Linked DNA regions of Homo sapiens: region 2 is linked to region 1. The links are chromatin loops, found by intact Hi-C in ENCODE. Cell type or tissue: heart right ventricle. All regions are shown on one strand. Each heading gives the region's core, and the rest is flanking DNA. Links, peaks and the distances in the headings are about the cores only.

Region 1 (5,371 bases), core at 210-5,209:
CCTCCTCCTGCAGGGATTCTAGAACCTTCCCCTGTGGGCACAGCTTACGCCTGCCACCTGCCCTGGATGGAAGAGGCACCAGGGGCCCTGATAGCCTCCTTCTGGAGCCCGCAGCTCAGGACCCTCCAAGAAGGATCGAGGACCCTGAGGGCAGTGGAGGAGAGGGCTGGACGGATGACCCCAGAGCCTCACCACACACAGTCACTGGTCCAGCCATCATGGGACCCAGAGAGGTCACCGGGGATATCCTCATGTGTGGAGAATATGCAAACAGCAAGAGAAAAACATTTTCTCTCATAAGGGGGCCCTTCCCCCAACACCTGGGAGGCTGCACAGGGAGCAGACGGCTCCCAGCCAGGAGAGTAAGTCCCCGGCTTCCGGCCATGCTGTCTCAGCTGGCCAGCTGCACAGCCTTCAGAGGGTCACCTGACGGCCACAGCCTGGCTTTGCTCCCTTGTGAAACAGAAACCACAATGCCGGCATCACAGGTTTGCAGCCAGGGCTACAAAACAGAGTGTGACACCATGTTCACTCACAGCACCACTCAACAGCAAAAGGTGGACACCACCCAAGTGTCCCAAGTGGAAGAACGGATCGGGTAACTGTGCCATGTGCATACAGCGGCATATCACCCAGCCCTAAAAAAGGAAGGAAACACTGATGCACGCTACAACATGGATGAACCTTGAGGACATCACGCTCGGCGACGCAAACCAGTCCTCAAAGGACAGATACTGTGTGATTCCACTTATCTGAGGTCCCTAGAATTAGAAGGCAGAAAGAACGGTGGGTGCCAGGGCCGCGGGGAGGGAGTGGATGTTTAATGGGGACAGAGTCTCAAGTTTTGCAGGATGAAAAGGGTCCTGGAGCTGGACGCTGGTGAAGGCTGAAGAACGCTGTGAATGTACTGAACGCCATGGAACTGGATTCATAAAAAGGATTGAGATGATATATTTGATACTATGGATGTTTTACCATCATTAAAATATATGCACTTTCCGTGTGTGTGTGCGCGTGTGTGCGTGTGTGTGCGCGTGTGTGCGTGTGCGTTTGCACGTGTGTCCGTGCATGTGTGTGCGAGTGTGTGCGCACGTGTGTGTGTGTGTGTGAACTTTGCTGTGCACATGCAAATGTTGTACAGATGCAGCTGCTTCATTGAAAGGCCAGGACCCGTGGAAAGGGCAGTCAGGAAGTAACCTTGTGTCCCCGGGCCTCCTGCCCACACCTGCCCTCCAGGGTCTCTTCTCCTTCTGGACAACAGATCAGGCAAAGCCAGGGCCATTCAGGCAGCAGCGGTTTGCACAAAGTCTCCTTTCCAGATGTCTCAAAGTCTGTCCAGTAGAAATCAGACCTCCCTGGCGCCCAGGAGTGTTTCTCTTCCCCCCGCTGGAGCCTCATGTCCTCCCCTGGGACCCCGGCTCCCCTGCCATGGGGTGGCCCCTGGTGTCCTCCAACAGTGGCAGGCAGACCTCTTGGGTGGGTTTTTAAGATGGCCCCAGTCTGGTCACCTCTGGGATGTGTTCTTACCCAAGGGAAAACGCGAACATCTGTGTCCTGCCACTCAGAAGTGCCTTTGGCTCCTAGGAACAGATTCATGCCCCACCTGCCAGCTCAGGCAGGCAGAGATGCCGCAGACTGGGGAGCTACAAAGGCATGGACACGGCGAGAAGCTCTCTCGAAGGACTCCCGGTGAGCCCACCTGTCCCAGTGGGCAACAATTCTTCCAACACACATTTCTTCCTGCCTCTCCTCTAGCCTGCAGGCTGGAGGCGGGTGATGGTGAAAGGAGGGAAGCCGCCTCTGCCCCCAGCATGTCCTGCGGATACGGGGTCCCTTTTCTCCGAGGGGCTCAGTGTCCACCACACCACCAGCTCTGGGCTTTGGCATAACTTCAAACATCAAGGGTGGCCAGGATGGGGCAGGAGCCTGGAGTCCCAGAGGGCAGCGGTTTCGGGGCACCCTGGGGCCTGGGACAGTGCCTGCGTGCAGTGGCCCTGGCTCAGCACTGGCTTATGGGCAGTTTGAGGATCAGGAGTTCACATAGGACTAAGGTACCTTCACCAACCCCACAGCTACAGTCAGAACCATGGCTGGCAGAATCACAGCCACCATAACCCACAAGGATGTGCACATCTTTGTCCCCAGCCTGTGAATGCATGACCTCATGTGGCAAAAGGCACTTTTCGGACAGGTTAAGTTGAGGATCTTGGGACAGAAGGTTATCCTGGATTATCTGAGTGGGCCCAATGTCATCAAGGAGTCCTCCCGCGGGGAAGAGAGAGAGACAGGCTGTGAAGACAATGGACTCAGAGAGAGAGGGTGCTGGGAGAGGCGGCGCGGCTGACGTTGAAGATGGAGGAGGGGCCCTGAGCCAAGGAATGCAGGTGGCTCTAGAAGCTGGAAAAGGCCAGGACACAGATTCTCCCCTGAGAGGAGCCAGCCCTGCAGACACCTTCATGCCAGGAGTCCTGCCCCCGGAGCTGTAAGAGAGGACACTTGTGCTGTTTCAAGCCCCTCAGGCTGTGGCAATCTGTGGCAACGGCAATGGGGAATGCAGGCAGTGGTGCGGATTCGTGCAGGTCACCCAGAGGTGCAGCGGCACCCAGCAGAAGCCATGCAGACGACTGTCTGTGCAACCCTGCTGCAGAGGGAGCCACACAGTGCCCGGGTGACCGCATTGCACATGAGCACGCGCAAACAGGGCCAGCCAGCACCAGGTCCAGGCGCATGCTTCCACATCCGAGTGCCAGCGTCCTCACGCGTCCCCAGGGCTGACACATTTGTTTTGAATTACTCTGGTAAGAAGGTAGGGGCTGTGGCATATTAATAGCAGCTCCCAATTGAGCCCATTTTAGCTAACACTGGAAAAAATGAGCTGCAGTAGCACAGGGCAGGCTTGCAGTAATCGTCTGACAGGCGTAAACCCCATTTGCCCGTCTGCAGACAGGCCTTGTCATCGCAAGCCACCATTTAGAAGACGTTATGTCAAGCGCCTCTCATTGACGATCATGTGCAAATGGTTTGCATCTTGTTAAAATCCAATCCTGGTTTGGATTTCTTTCTGCAACGCCCTTGATGAAGACAAGCTACGTCTGTTTTGTGTCAGCTGCTGTCTCTCTCCTGAAATCCGCTCCTTCTGCACCGAGTAACATTTCCCCCCAGACGCTGGCCGCTCTTTTGTGGGTTGGGCGCGTGAGGATCCCTGACTGCGCTGGGGAGCCAGCAGTGGGAGCCCGCCCAGACGGGAACAGGGGGCCGCCCCCAAGCAGAAGGCCGTGATCAAAGGGGCACACGTCTTCCCTTTGGTCTTAGGTGGTGAATTGGCTCTTGGAAGCCCCTGCCACGGAGAAGCCTCTGTTCCTTTGAAGTGTCAAGATGAGACGGCGCCCGGAGGATTTGTGTCAAAACGTGATCTAAGGAGATGTCACTCCTCGTGTCTCCAGTCAACACGTGGCTTTGTGATGGTTAAATTCAGAAGAACCTTATCACAGATAGAAGGCCTGCTTGGGGGGATTAGTAATCAGGCACACTCGGCCCTTTCGAAAAGCCTCTTTCTTCACTGGGACTCTCTTCCCCTTTGCTTGTATAAGCCTTTAAGAAGGGTACGCAAACAGCTGGAAGGCTGGTTCCCAGGTGACCGGGGTGCATCAGGCGGCACCCTGAGAGATGACTATGGGTGGGGCCTCCTGAGGGCTAGCAGCAGAAGCACCGCCCTTACGATGAATGCTGGGCCCCATCGCATTGTGAAGTAGTGGGTCTGCTGGCAAGGGAGGCATGCGAGCAAGGCTGGGTACCCACATGGCTCCTGCAAAGAGGGGTCTCCAGATGGGGTGGGCGGTGGCTGGAGGTCCTCAGCCCATCTGTGTTGGCTGATGTGTGCTGCCCTATCCTTGGCTGCCTTCCCAACTCTCAGGACCGAAAGGCATCATTGCTTTGAAAACAAGTGGTCCGTGGCTGAGAGCCATCCGTGCGTATCTTCCCTTTGGGTCTGTGCCATCGTCCTGCTTAATGTTGCAAATGGATGGCACAGATATTTAACCAGGTCACTGCAATCCCTACATCCTCATTCAGTGAGCTTCCAACTCAGAAGGCATCCCTGCTTTCAGAAATAACACTGAGAACTGTAAATGTCTGTCGTTTAAACCAAACACATGTCCTTGCTTTATGAAAGCCTAAGTAATTTGTGACCATTTTCTTCTGTTATCTCCAACCCAGGGTTTTATTTTGTTTTTGTTTGTTTTCATTAGCTTATTAGTTCATTTTCATGCTGCTGATAAAGACGTACCTGAGACTGGGAAGAAAAAGAGGTTTAATTGGACTTACAGTTCCACATGGCTGGGGAGGCCTCAGAATCATGGTGGGAGGCGAAAGGCACGTCTTACATGGTGGCAGCAAGAGAAAATGAGGAAGAAGCAAAAGCGGAAATCCCTGATAAACCCATCAGATTTCATGAGACTTATTCACTACCACGAGACTAGCAGGAAAGACCAGCCCCCATGATGCAATTACCTGCCCCTGGGTCCCTCCCATGACACGTGGGAATTAAGGGAGTACAATTGAAGATGAGATTTGGGTGGGGACACAGCCAAACCATATCAATTAGTCAAAGGACCAGGACAGAGGTTTTCAACCAGTCACCACTATAACCCCGTGGGTCTCCATGAGAGCTGAAGGGACCCATAATATGGGTAACACATGCCCCCATGGTGCCTATAGGGTCTGGAGCCCTGGGCTCATACACACACATGCAGGAGCTCCTGCACACACCTGGAAGATGAAGAAGAGACTGAGGGCCAGGAGGGGCCCCTGCTTTGATTTGCCCAGTGTGAGGCTGTACCAGAACTGGCCTCCAGCTCTGGGTCTGGGGTGCACTGGCCTCATGAGGGGTGCCCTGGAGGCCCCAGCAAAGAGAGCGGTGCTTTCCCAAGCAGCCACAGACAGGACAGGGACTGAGAATCCCAGCATCCACTTCTGGGTGGCAGCCAGCACCCTGCCCAGGGTCCATCTGGCATCTGGCAGGCCTGATAAACACCAGTGTCCTCCCCACTCAGGTGGCCCCAGAACAGCAGATGCCTTGGAGCATGGGCCTCGGCCTCAGGCACACCCACTCCAAGGCCCCAGCTGGCAGACCACGAGCAGAGTGGCCTTAGGGAGCCACTTGGTGGTCACCGGCCCCAGGTTCTCCAAGTGTAGACAGGGGCTATGGATTCCCCACTCTCAGGGAGGTTCAGAGGTGATGTTCAGAGGACACGGTGCCAGGTCTGAATGGGACGCGCATCTGCACCGGGTCCGAATGGGACACTCATCTCTGGCGGATGTGAGCTGTCGGCGGTGATGCCCAGCATCCCTCCCTCCCTCCCGCATGCTGCTC
Region 2 (5,371 bases), core at 165-5,164, 74 kb after region 1:
TGAGGAAAATGATACGATCATGGAAACAGATGTTGAAAAAATTCCATATCCTTCCCTACTAGGACTTTAAAAAGAAACCTTGTAGCAAGGAAAGAATAGGAAACAACTTCCCCAACTTGATAACAGTTTGTTCTAGAAGCCTTTAGTCAATATTGTAATTAATGATAAAACTTTCAAAGCATTAGTCTTAAGGTCAGGAGAAAACATGAGTGTTTTCATCATTACCAATTTTATCTTTACTATTATACTAGAGATCCTAATAAGGATAGTAATGCATTTATTAAAAAAAGAAATGAAAGGCATAAATACCTGGAAATTAAAAGATTAAGTCATCACTACTTTCAGATGCTATGATTGTCTACCTAGAAATCAGAAGGCAGCCAACTGAAAAAGTATTAGAAGTAAGGAAACAATTTAGCAAAGCTGTGACTTGAAAGATCAATGGAGCCAATGACTTCCCTAAACACAGCAATTACCAATGAAAACGTATGCTCAGAAATACTGCTCACAATAGACAAAGCCTTAAAACAACTAAGAATAAACCCCAAAATATAAAAAGGGCTAGATGATGAAAAACGTGAGACTTTACTGCAAAGCAATTTTTTAAATTGAATAAAGGGAGAATTTGAAATACCTAGAATACCTGGATGTCTGAGAAAATATCAATTCTCCCAGAACTAATCTATGAGCTCCAGACAATTCTCATCCATTATTTATGGATCTTGACGGATGAATCCAATGTTCATCTGGGGGAGACACTGGAAAGAATAGCAAGAAATTTTGAATAAGAAGAAATGTACATCCTACAAAACTACATTATTCAAAACAGTGTGGCCTTAGCCCAGCAATATGCAAAAAAGATCCAGGGTGAGTCTAGAAACAGGCCAGTGTATGCTGGAATGAGTATTTACTGGCATTTCACATAAGTGAACAGGGGAAGGAGGAAATATTTGCAACACAGATTCCAGGCAAAGAGCCTAATCTTTAATCCATAAAGACCTCCTCAAAAATCAATACCAAAAAAAAACAACAAAGGTGAAAAATGGCAATGGACTTGAATAGACAGGCCATAAGAAAACCTGACAGTGGCTGGTAAATGCATGAAAAAATGTTCAGTTTCCCAGGGAGCAGGGAGTACAAACGGAAACACTCCCGGATCTCACCCCTCGAGCCTCAGGTCAGCAACATCGAGAGGTGTGATGACCCCTGCTTTGACAAGGGCATGAGTCACCAGGGACTGTGCCTGACTTTGTCTTTTTGAAGGACATTAGGCCACCTCTTTAAAATACTGAAATGTGCACCCTGTAACTCAGCAGATGTGTTTCTCATCATCTGTTCTATAGAAGCCACCGCTGCCATTTTAATATCACTTTGTTTGAAATAAAAACACTCTTGAGCTGAGGCATGGTAAAACAGAGGCTGCAGCCCTTTTCTGGAATAGTGACAATGGGTTGGAACAGAGGTGTGGGCGGAGCTTTAGGCCCTGATGTGGAGAGGCCACCAAGGCTCGCTCAGGGTTCAGTTAGAAAAACAATGCCGCACACAATGGGCATCAGATGCTTGAACAGGGCCATTTACGAACCAGAGAAAGTTCTAGAAAGATGCGCCCACAGTGGCTCACCCTGATCACTCTGGGTGAGGGTGTGAATGGGAACCCTCTTTTTTCTTTTTCATATATTTCAGAATGTGATGTGTTCTATTTTAACCACTACTAGAGATTTTTCAAGCTTTTCAAAAGCTTCCAGTTCTGGTTGTTGGTCCCAAAAACTGGATCCTGTGGGACAACACGGTCTTCAGCTGATCTAGCCCTGCCTCCAACCAGCGACAGTCCCTGGCACCTGCGTCTCTGCTGCTAACCCTCCTGATGAGTGCGCCAGGAGTATTCCGACCAGTGACAGTCCCTGGTGCCGGCATCTCTGCCACTAACCCTCCTGATGGGTGCACCAGGCATATGGCCTCCGACCAGTGATAGTCCCTGGCACCGGTGTCTCTGCCACTAACCTTCCTGATGGATGCACCAGGCGTACGGCCCTCGGGCCTCTCGCGTTCAGCCCAAGCTCATTGAGTGGAAATCCCCGGGTTACCAGCCCTCCCACTACCCTGTACCCAATGCCACTCCGGGTGCCACGCGCCAGAGTCAATTTCCGCCCAACACCACGACTGTGTGTGGCTCTGGCATTTCCAACCACTAGGAGGGCAGGAGGGCTGGCCAGCAGGCGAGGTCTCTGTGTGTGATTTTGAAATGCCTTTTCCCACAATGGCAATTAAAGTGCAATGCCTAATTCTGGACAGCTTCAGAACGAGCTTTAGAAATGGATGAGCTTTAGAAATGGTCACGTAGCAAGAAAATCTCCTTCCAGAAAACCTGCAGGCATGGAGGGAGACTGAGGTGGGGCTAGGGCTGGGGCTGAGGGCTGGGTCTTCCTGAGGCACTGTGGGGGCAGAAAGCAGGAGGCTGGCTGGTGACTGACGCTGCAGAGGAAGACAGAAAGCTTGCACTTTCTCCACGATTGTGTTGAGCAACATTCTAAACACAGTCCTGAGGCTCTCAGTGAATACAGGAGTCTTCACGTTGGGGACAGAATCTCGGAGGGCAGGCCTGTTGGTCTGGACCAGGGGCATGGGGGAAATGTCCAGGCCCTTGGGGCCACACAAGTGCAGTGCCCGGCTCCGCCAGATTCACACTTTTCCAAACACCCCTGCTCCTTCTTAGCTTGAGGGTTAATGGCAATGCCACCTCACGTGGTCATTCATTCATTCAACAAGCATTGGTCACTCCTACAACAACCACTCACCACCCAGCCGTGAAGACCCGAGTCTCAGCGGGCACTGCCCCACCAGGCACATTCTGGTGCTTCGGATACAGCAGAACCAACAGCTGCCCTTGCCCTGGTGATGCAGTTACCTTCCAGGGAGAGGAAGCCAGCTCATCCATGAAGAGATGATTTCTTAGGGCAGCTGGTGCTGGTGAGGACACCAGGCGGGAAGCCCAGCCAGCAGTCACTCTGTGAAGCGGCTTAGCGGACTCTGCCTAGCCTGGTGCCCAGCACCTCTGACCCCGCAAAAACACGCACCCATGTGCCCCTGGTGGCAGAGACAAACACAGCTACAGCAGCGCTCTTGAAACCACACGATTGTCCAGCCACGGTGGCCTGGGCATGGAGACCACAGGCGCTCACAACGGAAGGCCACCTGAGGACGAGAAGTGGGCAGCAACGCAGGTGGTGCTCAGGATCGAGAGACCGAGGTCAGCGCCAGGGAGAGTGCCAGGCCCGGCGGCCCAGTCCATGGGTCAGGGTCGAAGGCAGGGCACCTGTCCTGTGGCAGGGGAGCTTTGGGCAGGGGGACTTCAGGGTGCAGGACAATGTGGAGAGGACGTGAGGGGTCCCTGGGGCAGGGCATGCTCTGTTTCTCAATCTGGGTGCACTTTAAGAGATGCAAATTCATCAAGCCCTACCGTCAGGCTTGCACACTGATCTGCGGTATACCACACAGCGTGGTGACTCACACCTGTGATCCCAGCACTTTGAGAGACCAAGGCAGGAGAATTACTGGAGGCTAGGAGTTCAAGAGCAGCCTGGGCAAATAACGAGACCCTGTCTCTACAAAAAAAAAAAAAAAAAAAAAAAAAAAAATTAGCCAGATGCGGTGGTGTGCACCTGTAATTCCAGCTATTCAGGAGGCTGAGGCAGGAGGATTGCTTGAGCACTGGAATTCAAGGATGCAGTGAGCTATGATCGTGCCACTGCACTCCAGCCTGGGCAACAGAGCAAGTTCTTGTCTCTAAACAACAACAACAAAAATGGTTAAAATATCACGGGCAACACCTTGGAAACCAATTCATGCACAAGGATTGAAGATGCTTCCAGTTCACTCAGACCTCTGTAAACTGTGGCAGTTCCACCTGTCCAGAGTCAGCCCAGTGTTCCTGCTGGGTGGGAGGGAGCCAGGGCTTGCCTGCTGGAGACCTGGCGCCTCCCCTTCCAGGTAAGGGCTCTGTCTTCAGGGTCTGCCCACCTTTTCCAAGGCATGAGATGATGGGAGGGGAGGATGTCGCTGGAGAACGTAGTGATAAACAGGGAGGTGACAGGGCAGGGACGATCACAAGCTGTTGTGAACTTGTGTGAATTGTTAATACTTAACCTCCCTGAGCCAGGTGCTTTTCTATAAGCTGGATGCAAACAGACCCACCTCTCAGGGAGACTGTGCACATCTGAGACAGTCTTCAACTGCGTTCCCCCAAGAAGCAGATGCTGAGACAAGGTTCGTTTACTGGATGGTCCCAGGAAACAGCAGCAGGGGCGTGAGGAAGAGATGAGGAGGGAAGTAGCAGGATGGGTGATCGGTGCAGCTCACTGTGACCTGGCTCAGCCACAAGAAACCTCAGGAGACAGCGTAGAGCAATGGTCAAATAAAAACGACCGTGGCCACTGGTTCAGAGAAGCTCCTGCCCCAAACCCAACACCCAGACCAAACCAGAATGGAGTCACTCATGCTTCATGTCACATCATCAAACTGAACTTAGAAAGGGCCCCTTTTCCCAAAATGAAGAGATTCACCGCAGCCAATCAGTCTACCTGAGTCAGGAGACTCAGGAAGTCCCTCCGTGTTAGTCTGACAAGGAAAGTGACCCCACAATGCCCAATCACTTGCTGTCCTCTTATTTCTGTTTCTTCAGCCTTTTCTGCCTGTAAAGCCCACCTCTTCCACTCAGCTTATGGGAACACCCTTCCTAACTCTCCAAATGCGATGCTGCCTGATTCGTGAGTCACCAGGGATAGCCAATTAGATCTTGCGCGAGTCGGCTCTTCCATTGCTATGAAGAAACACCTGAGGCTGGGTCGTTTATAAAGAAAAGAGGTTTAATCAGCTCAGGCTGTAGAGGAAGCACAATACCATCATCTGCTTCTGGTGAGGGCTCAGGAAGCTTCCACTCATGGTGGAAGGCAAAGGGGGAGCAGGTGCGTCAACGGCAAGAGCAGGAGGAAGAGAGAGAAGGGAGAGGCCCTAGGCTCTCTTAAACAACCAGCTTTCTCGTGTGAACTAACTCAGCGACAGCTCACTCATCGCCAAGGGGATGACGTCAAGCCATTCACTAGGGTCCCACCCCTGTGACCAAACACCTCCCACAGGGCCTCACCTCCACCACTGGGGATCACATTTCAACAGGAGATTTAGAGAGAAGAAACTTTCAAACCATATCAGATCTTAACTAAATGTGTTGAAAGTTTGTTTTGTAACAGCACACACATGCCTGGGTTTCCAGCTGTGTAGCAGGAACTGGTGCCTGTCCACCAGCTAAGGGATACGTCTAAGTCATTTTCTTTCTGCCACTTCCAGGTTACTCTGCCAGGGGACCCAGGGAAACCCA

What was found. Peaks named below come from ENCODE experiments on the same cell type or tissue, not always from the same donor. Only the 100,000 strongest peaks of a DNase experiment are listed, where the experiment ranks them.
Region 2: a loop joins it to region 1, with 1.9 times the contacts of the local background. A loop is called at or near these places in 11 of 110 quality-filtered maps.

The regions. Positions count from the first base shown.
Region 1 is chr2:240,348,269-240,353,639 of GRCh38, forward strand. No RefSeq gene overlaps it. Among named protein-coding and RNA genes, the nearest start is that of GPC1, 85 kb to the right of the region's middle. In heart right ventricle, for the core only: a CTCF peak has its summit at 2,659; no DNase peak of the experiment used is centred there; H3K27ac peaks cover 365 bases.
Region 2 is chr2:240,421,935-240,427,305 of GRCh38, forward strand. No RefSeq gene overlaps it. Among named protein-coding and RNA genes, the nearest start is that of GPC1, 11 kb to the right of the region's middle. RefSeq lists an enhancer at 4,976-5,371. In heart right ventricle, for the core only: no CTCF peak of the experiment used is centred there; no DNase peak of the experiment used is centred there.